Linked DNA regions of Homo sapiens: region 1 is linked to region 2. A link is a contact called in ENCODE Hi-C or POLR2A ChIA-PET data. All regions are on one chromosome and are shown on one strand. Each heading gives the region's core, a stretch centred on a gene start or an enhancer-like site at or near the end of the contact. The rest is flanking DNA. Distances are from core to core; before and after follow the strand shown.

Region 1 (5,083 bases), core at 2,327-4,826, 480 kb before region 2:
TAAGGACTCTTAGAGGAATGTTAAATCTGATTTTCAAATACAAGCTCTTACAGTATGAAAATGTGGCTGACGATACAAGGCATGCTGTAAGCGCCAAATACTTTGCTGTATGAGTTCTGGAAAGGGAGACAGAAACTTGCCTGAAGCGATGAGGGAAGGACCTTTCCCACCATACACCCTATATTTTTAAAGCACAAGTACAAATCTTTTAGCTGCTCTGCCCTGCCAAGAAACCCTGACTCACCTTTTCTGCCCCGATCCATCTCCTAGGAAAAGATAATATTTATTGATTATTTCCTATGTGCATGTGTTGTGATAATCATGGTTAATAAGTTTGTGTGCGCCAAACTGAATGCCACTTTTTCAGATGCGGAAGCTCGATTTATCCCAAGTAACAGCTTAAGAGAAGGAATGCAGTTGACCCAGATTGCTTTTCTGCTAAACCCATGCTCTTTAAATCTAACAAGAGATCCAAAACTGTGATGGTGGGTGACAGGTTAACAGGAAGGGTCTATGTGATTCAGCTGGAGGTTGCCCAGTGTTCACACCTCCTTATTACTTACTGAGTAATAAGTCAGTGGGCAGACACTGACCATTGACTGTCTTAGTGAAGCCATAGTTTGTGTGTTGGAGTGGTCTGCACTAATGTGCAGATGGATTGTCAGCTCATGGCAGAAGTGAGTCTTCCTATACAGAGGAGGCAAAGATAAGAATCTTCTCAAGGAGACTTTGCTTTTGTTTTCTGAGGAATCCTTCTACTTTGTACTTTAAACACCGCCTCTTTTTTTGTTTGCACCAAAAATGTTTTCTTTCTGTGTAATCTACATATTAAGCATGCTACTATAGAAAGAAGACTGTCATTTCTCTGTAACAGTTATGGTACAAGGTTTGATGTAGAGGAACTTTTCAACTATTGAACAGTATCAATTGTGGGAATTACCTGAATTTCAGTTGACTGGACTCCCTCATTGTTAAAGGTTATCTTTATGTTATTAATTATTGTAGAAAATAACAGTATTTTGTTACTCTTATCAGTTAATACTGTTGCTTAAGCATGATCAAGATCGGGACTAGAGGACTTAAAGCTAAAGTTTCATGAGCGTGATCTCAGTCTCTACCTTAGGATACTAGCAAATGTATGGTGTTTTTTTGTTTTTGAGACGGAGTCTCGCTCTGTCGCCCAGGCTGGAGTGCAGTGGCATGACCTCTGCTCACTGCAACCTCCGCCTCCCGATTTCAAACGATTCTCCTGCCTCAGCCTCCTGAGTAGCTGGGATTACAGGCACCTACCATTTTTAGTATTTTTAGTAGAGACGAGGTTTCACCATGTTGGCCAGGCTGTTATCGAACTCCTGACCTCAAATGATCCACTTACCTCAGCCTCCCAAAGTGCTGGGATTACAGGGGTGAGCCGCCGTGCCCAGGCGGTATGGTGTTTTTTGTTACCACGTAAGTTCTAATATTTCCTCATGGTCTTTATTTTTGAAATAGTTTATTGATGTGTATGTGTTCAGAAAAGTTACTGGGAATATATACGTGTCCCACTTCCTCTGCTTTTAAAGATTAGTCACTGAGAACATTTCATATTAGCAAAAAAAAAAAAATCACTATTACATGTTTTATTTAAATATAAAATTGATTCAAAATAGTTTTTTGTTTTGGACTGAGTTTTTGTTTTTACCTGTTACATTTATATGTGCTTTAGAACGTAAGCATACTTACAGAAAGGAACACTCTAGATATGAATAAAAAGTTCCTTGTTACCCTGCAGAGTCAATGGAATATTGCTTTCTGTAATGTATCTGGATATCAGAACTTTGATTCTCTTGACTACTCATTTAAGAAATTAGAGACCAGGCCAGGTGCTGGTGGCTCACACCTGTAATCCCAGCCCTTTGGGAGACTAAGGTGAAGGATCACTTGAGTCCAGAAGTTCAGGGCTGCAGTAAGCTGTGACTGCACCATTGCACTCCTGCCTGAGCAACAGAACGAAACCCTGTTTTTAAAAAAATAAAAATAAAATACATGAACACTTGAGACCAAACAGTTTTTGTTTTTTTATTTTGTGTTTTTGAGACAGTCTCACTCTGTGCTCAGGCTAGAGTGCAGCAGTACAATCTGGGCTGACTGCAACCTCTTCCTTCCAGGTTCAAGAGATTCTCCTGCCTCAGCCTCCCAAGTAGTTGGGATTACAGGTGCGCACCACCACCCCAGCTATTTTTTTTTTTGTATTTTAGTAGAGACCATGTTGGCCAGGCTGCTCTCGAACTAGACTCAAGTGATCCACCCTCCTCGGCCTCACAAGTGATGGGATTACAGGTGTAAGCCACCACACCTGGCCCCAAACAGTTTTTAAAAGACTTCTTAATTACGAGAATGGTACATGGACTCAACCTCAATGCCTAGTGAATATTACGATGACTGGCATCTGCCTCTTTAGCAACCCAATTTTTAACTCTCAGTAATGTATTTGCTAAAAGTATATAAAATATTATAGCTTTGAAAGACTGTGTATTAAGGTGGTATTATCTTTTTATTTTAGAAATCTTGAGTGTACTTAGAGGTTTTAAAAATTAAATTTTACATTTGAGTTCAGAAGCTCTGTTTTTAAATAACAGTGCTGAAGAATAGCAAAAATGTGTGAGACTGGAACGGTGGCTCAAGCCTGCAATCCCAGCACTTTGGGAGGCCTAGGCAGGAGTATCACTTGAGCCCAGGAATTGGAGACCAGCCTGTACATAAGCAGACTCTGTCTCTACAAAAAAAAAATTTTTTAAATTAAAAATAAGTTAGCTGGGTATGGTGGCACATGCCTCTGGTGCCAACTACTCAGGAGTCTGAGGTGGGAGGATGGCATGAGTCTGGGAAGTTGAGGATGCAGTGAGTCGTGATCACACCACTGTATTCCAGTCATGGTAATAGAGCGAGATGCTGTTTCAAAAAAAAGTTTGTAAATAGAAGGTAGCCTAAACTTTTCAGGGTTTGTCACATGAATTGTTTTGTTCCAAAATCTTGCAGGATATAATATCCATGAAATCAATCTGCTTCAATGCAGTGTGAAAGGAGACTTCTGATGTGCCTTGTTGAGGATTATGTCTCTTTCTGAGTCTTTGAGTGCTGGTAATCTGCTAGGTTTTTATACTTCTAACTTTAAATCTCATAAAACTCTCTGCCATGCCTTTTAAAATTTGATTTTATAAATGTACAAGTAATACATGAATCTATGCTCATTGTTTAAATGTTTCATAATACATAAGTACAGTTACAAAGTGAACTTTCCTCTTTGTGGACCTCCAGCACCCTCTCCCCGGTTCCTTATTGGAGGATGCCCACTTTTGAGTTTGGGGAGTTTTCATCCTGAACTTTTTCATGCATTTACAGACATGTATGTTTTTATATTTCGTGGTGGCTTTATCCTCTTGGTGTATGTATGACCTTCCATGCCAGTTTCTCAGCAACTACAATTTGTAAGGAGGATCTGCTTGCAGGCCATGGTGTAATACTTTTAATGCTTTCCTTTTCCATCCTGCCGTTAGAGATCGTCTTGTGAATGGACAGGATAGACAAAAGATGGCTTCCCTTTAGTGTTGGTTGGAAGAGTCACCCTGCTGTTTGCACAGTTAACAGCTTCTATTTAGTTATTCTTTTCTCCTTCCAACTCCCACAACTACGGCAAACATTGTTCAAGGCAATGCTATGCAAATAGCCCACATCCTTGCCCTTGTCTTTTCTCTCCCAGTTAAGGCAGTGTCCAAAAAAGTGTCCCACTCACCAAGTAGCAGCTTTCTGTATTTTTAAGTGCTGTTTTGAGATAGGAGGAAGGCTAGAAGAGGAATAGAAGAAAAAGAATCTTGAAAAGGACTGGCAGCGTTACTATGACTACCCACTACAAAGTTGAGTATACTTAACAGCGAGTGCCATGATTAAGCCCCGGATAGTGCAGAGAATGAGGTACCTAGAAGCCTTTGTCTCTGACAGATGCACTTGAAAAATCCATTGTATGGGGAAGGAGGTTCGAAATATACATGTAAACCCAGGAATTAGTGTTTAAGGGGAGAAAATTTATGCTTGCAGTTTCATTAACATATATACACACACAAGTATACAGATATGTATATATCATATATATTGCATGCATGCATGTATGTATGTGTAGATTGTATATGTGTTTGTGTAAAATATATATATTTTAGTTTTTCCTCTGTGGACATTTCTGTTATTGTCTCTCTTCTTTTTTAATTGTTTAGTAGTACTCTAGAAAACAGTAAAGGTCGGGTGCGGTGGCTCACGCCTGTAATCCCATCACTTTGGGAGGCCAAGGCAGGCGGATCACCTGAGGTCGGGAGTTCGAGACCAACCTGACCAACATGGAGAAACCCTGTCTCTACTAAAAATACAAAATTAGCTGGGCATGGTGACGCACACCTGTGATCCCAGCTACTCAGGAGTTTGAGGCAGGAGAATCACTTGAACCCGGGAGGTAGAGGTTGTGGTGAGCCGAGATTGCGCCATTGTACTCCAGCCTGGGCAACAAGAGTGAAACTCCATCTCAAAAAACAAAAAAAAAGAAAAAGAAAACAGTATACCTGGTCAGGAATTGAACACATGTTTTTTGTTTTATTTATTAAAATTTTTAATTTATATAAAGAGATATGTCAATGGGCCAGGCATGGTGGCTCATGCCTGTAATCCCAGCACTTTGGGAGGCCAAGGCAGGCGGATCACTTGAGGTCAGGAGTTCAAGACCAGCCTGGCCAACATGGTGAAACCCCGTCTCTACTAAAAATACAAAAAAATTAGCCAGGTATGGTAGTGCACGCCTGTAATCCCAGCTACTGGGGAAGCTGAGGCAGGAGAACCGCTTGAACCCAGGAGGCAGAGGTTACAGTGAGCCAAGATCCGCCACTACACTCCAGCCTGGGCCACAGAGCAAGACTCCGTCTGGAAAAAAAAAAAAAAAAAAAAAAAAAAAGAAGTATGTCAAAGAAGAGCCAAAGTGAAAATAAACAATTTTTTTAAAAAAGAGATGAGGTCTCACTGTGTTGCCCAGGCTGGTCTTGGACTCCTGGGCTCAGGTGATCCT
Region 2 (5,807 bases), core at 472-2,971:
CAGATGTGACAACAGACACATGACAGTACATTTTAATTTCAGACATCAGATTGGCGTGTTTCCTTGTGCCTTCTGAGCATTAACTAAGGATTTTAAAGATAGAAACTTTTTAAAAGACACAGGCTCCATACCTGCTTTCCAAGCACTGGTGAGGCACCATGGATCTCTGGATCTCTTCCAGTTTTGAATACTAGAAAGAAAAGCCTCTGTCCTCAAATTATTTCCTCCCTACCCTCATTTTTTTTTTCTCTTGGAGGTCCTATAAGCTATAGCTTTGTATTGAAGAAATACTGGGGACCAGGAGCAGTTGGTATGTTAAATTATTTCTCTTGAGCTTTATGCATTTTGGTGGCTACTGTTGAAAACACAGTTTGGTCAGTGATGTCCACATACACATTACATATAATATGTATTACTAGAAAATGATATACACTTGCATGATATACCATGTGGTTGCAATCCATTAAGTGACTACTCTCTAGCAGTACCCAGAACAATAGATGGTGTGTCTGTGCTGACAGTCTGTTCATATCTTAATGGTTTACTTATGATTCAATAGTTTACCAATGGCAATGGTGCTGGATCACTGATATATTATTTGCTTGGCAAAGAGTACTTGAACCTCATTATTAGACTTAGGAACAGAATAAATACAAATAATCACTTTGCTAAGGCTGTTTTCCTAACTCCCAAGGAAGACAGAAAGGCATCAGTGACATAAGTGAAGGACACAGTTGACAACCACGTTATCTTCAGACATCTTTTGTTAAAGGTGAACAATTACTTAATACTGTGTTATGGCAGCACTCTATACGCCCCAAGTTTTATAAAGTAGAGTCAAGAGTGATCTGAGCTGGGAAACTCACGCAATTTTAGTTCTGCATGAAAGCACAGGCTCTCCCCACTGGGGAACTCTTTTGAGTAGGACAAAAAGCTGGACCTAGGACCCAGCCCAGGGCGTGAGAGAAAAGGAACCTGGGAGGCAAGAGCGGCCGGTCCGGAGCCGGGTCCTCCGCCAGCTCCGGGCGGGCGCTGCGCACAGAGCCCAAGCCCCCGGCGGAGGCGGCGCGGCTCGAGGCCCCTCCCCGCCGCCGATGCCCGGGCGGCTGACGCCGAGCAGCGGCCCGGAGCGGTGGGGGCCGGGCTGGCGGGCACGAGCGAGGGCAGGGCAGGGGGCCGGCCGAGGCCACTTACGGCTTTAAATATGGATCGCAGGCTCGCGCTCGCGGCACAGCCTCCGCCGCGGCCGCCTTCCGTGAGCCCCCGCACCCCGGCTTGCTCCCGAGGGGCGCCTGGGCTGGGCTCCACTGCTGCAGTGTTAGTTACTAGCAGGAACATCAGAGATCCCCATAAATATGCAGGAGCTGCAGGAGGCAAAGTAGAGTAGACGCCCGCGCTCTTACACACTCGCTCGCCGCGCACCACACAGGCTGTGTAGACATCCCCCCGCGCCACCTTTCCCCTTTCCTCGCGGGCCGTTCAGGTTGCAGTCCTGCCTGCTCCGAAGACCCTCCCGCCCCAGCGCCTTTGCCCCGCTCTCCCGCGCTCGCCTCTCTCCGGAGCGCGCACCCACCCAGGCGGCAAAGTTGTGACTACTTGGGCGCGGGTGACTGGCGCCCCGCTCGCTCCGCGCCCGGCGCAGACAACTTCCCGCGGCTCGGCCCCGCCGCGTCCCGGGCTCGCGCCTCCAGGGATTCCGCGGCCCCCCAGCCTCCAACCCCGGCGGCGCGCCGGGCAGCGCTTCGGTGGCGGCGGCGGCCGCGGTGGCAGCGAAGGCGGCGGCGGCGGCGGCAGTGGCAGTGGCCGCTGCAGCCCCACACTCCGCCGCCAAACTGGAGGAGCGACGGAAGCCAGACCCCAGGAGGTGAGCGCCCGGCCCCGGCAGCTGCCGGGAGGGTCGATGGGGTCCCTCGCTCCAAGGCGGAGGCGGGCGCGGGCCCGGGGGCCGATTCCGTAGGGCGCGCAGGCGGCCTCAGCGCGCTCCTGGGAGGGAGAGAGAGGTCAATTGCGGGCCGGGCATCCCCTGAGCTGGGCGCGGGCGGTGTGTGGAGGCTGCTTCCGCGGAAAAGTATTTTTTTTCCTTCTTAGGGTTTAGAGGAAGAGTTTGGGTGGTCTGCTTCTCCCTCACTGCTAAGTCCCCTGCGCGCAACTGGGCGTCTTTACGAGGACTGCGGGGCCAGTTCTGCGGCGGGCTGGGCTCGGGCTCAGTGACACGTGTGTTGCTGTGAGCCTGGGTGGTCGCCCTGTGACCAGGCACCTGCTTGAGAGGAACACATCCCTAAACCCATCACAGGGGGAGATTTGGGGACTCTTGGTGCTACCGAGGCCGCGGCCCCCACTTCACTGCCAGCTCCAGGACGGAGCATTTACATCTCTCCCTGGCACGCCAAAGGCGGGGGGTGAGTCAGGCAGATTCTCTGCAAGTGGCACACACACATTTATTTGCAATGGATTTGGCTAGGGGAGGCATAGGTTAAACTGGAATTTCTCTTGGCCAGCGACAACGGAGCTCTCCCTCAGGTACTGGGCAGCATGTGAGTCTTGGCAAAGAGAGGTGATTTCTTTTTTCTTAAGTGCATTTTACTCAGCCGTTGCCAGTCCGTTAATAAGTCACCAGAGGAAGGCAGGACCTGGGAACTACATCAGCAAACCGCAGCAAGCACCATAAAGACAAAAGTTCTTATAGAACAAAAAGAAAAACTTGAACTTGACGTGAAAGATGGAGGAAGCAGTTCTACCTCTCTTCTATCACTTTTTTCAGCGCCCTGTAAAACTGTTTTTTTCTATCCTTCCTTCCCTCTCAAGGCCCTACCTTCTCAGCATAATTGATCGCAGCAAGCTCTTTCCAACTTGACACTGAAGAGCAGCGACCCCTTTGGCTTACCCTCCCCATTTCTTTTCCTGGTTCGCTTCAGTGCCCTGGAAAGTTGCTCCTAATGAGAAATCAAGAACACTGGGCTGTACTAAACGCTCATTGTCTCAAATCCTGCAGCAGTTCCTTTCCTAAGAGACACTGTGTTGTACTGTATTTCTCTTTTTTCTTGTATCTTGGGACTTGGAGTTGTAATACTACCTGAATTAAATTAATTAAAGTGTACATTGCTCATTTGGGCTTTTTTTTTTCATTGTGATTTCAGTAGATTCGTCAATGCCATTAGAACAATATTCAGTAGCTTTTTATAGCCAATGTGATGTCTTTTGAAAACGTTTCTGACTACAGCTCTCTTTCTTGTGTCTTTCATATTAGCATGTAAATAATTTACATGGTCATTTTAGTACTTAGACTGAAGATATTAGTATAACTTCATTCAAAGGAAGTGTGCCTGTTTATTTTTCTATAACTTTTATAGCTGAGAAAAAACTTTTACTTTCATTTTAAAGTTAAAAGTACTGATAGGATTCTGGTCTTTGTGGTAGATCTTGAAATTGAATGATTTGTTTTAACTGTATCCCACACTGTCAAGTAAGATGACAGAGAAACTCTCATATATGTAGATGGAGACAGGAAAGCAGTACCACTACATTATGAGCTGTTGAGGCAGAGAACATTTGTAGGAGTGGGGGTGACAAGGACAAGATGGGATATTTTGATAGTCCCAGCCATGTTAAAAAAACTGAAAACTAAGAAACCCCCAACATTTTGGATTTAAGTGTACTTCAGAATGAGGGTTTTGGTGCCATTTGCTCTTTTGGGGTCATTTCTGGAGACTTAAAAACATACATTAGACACCTTACCCAATGAGATTGACAGAATGTACTCTCAGTTTAGATTAATGTATTTCTTTTAGTTCACGTAGTCAATATTAAATAATTTTAGATGTTTGAATGTTAGTACTATGATTTCAGTCTTCTAAATGATTAAGAGACATTTTGGATTTACAAAAATGTTGTGTGAAAGAAATAAAGGCAATCAGATTTAGAGGAATAATGCGATAGAAATCGGGTAACCTTTGGGACAACTTCCAGTAGGCCCTGATGGTAATCTCATTTTTCGCTGAGTGCTGGCAGGTACAGTTTTGAGGTTCTGATCCCTTGTTCCGATAACAAGAGTGATATCTGGCCATAGCTTACATCTTAAAGGAAAAGACAACACTTAAAGAAATGCACACTAGCTGGTGAATCATGTAAATAAACAGGATTCCTTGCCTGCCTCTGTGAGCGCTGTAGACCTCATATGAGGACTGCTATTGTTAGAGGAGAAGCGTCCTGAGAGACTCTGCTGGACTTAAGTGTGGCGAGATACATATCTGTTTCTTGGAGTTTCTTTGTGTTTATTTAAAATAATATGAATGAAATCTAAGACCAGAGTTGATAGATAAGATTGGGAGTGGAAAGAACAAACTGAGAAGAGGAAAATCTAATGATGATTAACATTTCTAAGTGTTTTTTTCTTGATTGCTAAATGAAGGAATCAGAATGCATGATTTGATGGGACAAAGGAAGCTATAAGCAGAACATGGATCTCAGTTGATGCTGTTTCCAAGGACAACCTGTGACTTATGAAATTTATGTATTTTTAGGGAGTCATTTAGCAAAATGGATAAAGAACATCCAGGAAGCTAGTAAGACTTTACAAAACTGGATCTTACTACTTTTACATAATGTAGGAATCTTAGAGGAAAGGAGGAATAAAGTTTTATTTGAGGTCAGCTAAGTTGTATTCCAAATACATTTTGCCTTTCTCCCAATATATAAACTCTTGATACGTTTGGGTCACAAAAATGGAAAATATGCTGCTGTTCTTCTGACATGAAGATGATCTTTTTATCCTCAGTAGTGCACAGCTTTGGTTATTTTTCCAGCAATAGGGATGGAGTCTCCTTTACTCAGTTCTGTCTATGTATGTTTACACACACACACACACACACACACACACACACACACACACACACAGACACAACTCATTTGTAGAGGTGGCTGATTTAATTTTGTCGGAAGCCATATTAACTACTTTCGTAATACTTCTGTGGCAATGGCTTTTATTGCATTTGGTAGTCTCAGCAGTGCAATGACATTTCTAACAAGACATTGAAAATACAATGAGAGCCAGGTGCAGTGGTCCCAGATACTCTGGAGGCTGAGTTGGGAGGATCACTTAAGCATAGGAGTTCGAGGCTGTCATGTGCTCTAAAATTGTGCCCATAAAATTGCTATTAAATTGTGCCTGTGAATAGCTACTGCACCTCAGCCTGGGCAACATAGGGAGATCCTGTCTGTAAAAAATGAACAAGTGTATAAATGCTAATGGCTTTACTTGCTGTGGCAAAGGAGAGATAAAACTTTTTCTTCCAATCTTCCTAATGATGCCAATAATTTTATTCCTTAATGATAATGTCTTACTTGATGCTGAATATAGACGGTTCCAGACTTATGATGTTCCAGTTAAAATTTTTCAGAATTACAATGGTGTGAAAGCATTCACATTCAGTAGGATCTATACTTCGAGTACTGGTAACAACATTCTGTTTTTCACTTTCAGTACAGTATTCAATTAATTACATGAGCTATCCAATAGTTTATTTGTAAAATAGGTTAGGCTTTGTGTTAGATGATTTTGCCTAGTAGGCGAATGTAAATATTCTGAACACATTTAAGGTAGGTTAGGCTAAGCTATGATGTTTGGTAGGTTAGGTGTATTAGACACATTTTTGACTTGCAATATTTTCAATTTATGATGGGCTTATCAGGACATAACCCACCGTACATTTAGGAGCCTCTGTACTGGAAAAAGATAGTGGTAGAAACAGTAATGTTGAAACTATGTGCCTCTGTAGTTGTTTGTGTAAACCAAAACATCATCTTGTTCT

Evidence for each region. Hi-C counts contacts between places; a loop is a spot of excess contacts on that map. ChIA-PET counts read pairs that join two places held with the same protein, here RNA polymerase II (POLR2A). Pooled maps may share reads with other maps.
Region 1: a loop to region 2 is called in a map of ascending aorta, with 4 times the contacts of the local background. The contact joins the enhancer-like site here to the promoter of SLC4A4 in region 2. A Hi-C loop is called at or near these places in 1 of 168 maps with a recorded cell type or tissue (ascending aorta) and 10 of 50 pooled maps. POLR2A ChIA-PET finds 5 or more read pairs at or near these places in 2 of 52 experiments (A673 and activated naive CD4-positive, alpha-beta T cell).

What each region holds. Positions count from the first base shown.
Region 1 is chr4:70,706,120-70,711,202 of GRCh38, forward strand. It overlaps a transcript of RUFY3 not described here. Among named protein-coding and RNA genes, the nearest start is that of RUFY3, 13 kb to the right of the region's middle. Within about 2 kb of position 3,577, at least 2 of the 41 ENCODE cell types and tissues checked have a DNase peak (open chromatin) inside an H3K27ac peak, as active enhancers do.
Region 2 is chr4:71,185,538-71,191,344 of GRCh38, forward strand. SLC4A4 (solute carrier family 4 member 4) reads left to right here and starts at 1,722. Exons shown (of 26, transcript NM_001098484.3): 1 at 1,722-1,864. LOC124900712 (a long non-coding RNA gene) reads right to left here and starts at 987. Exons shown (of 2, transcript XR_007058133.1): 1 at 1-987.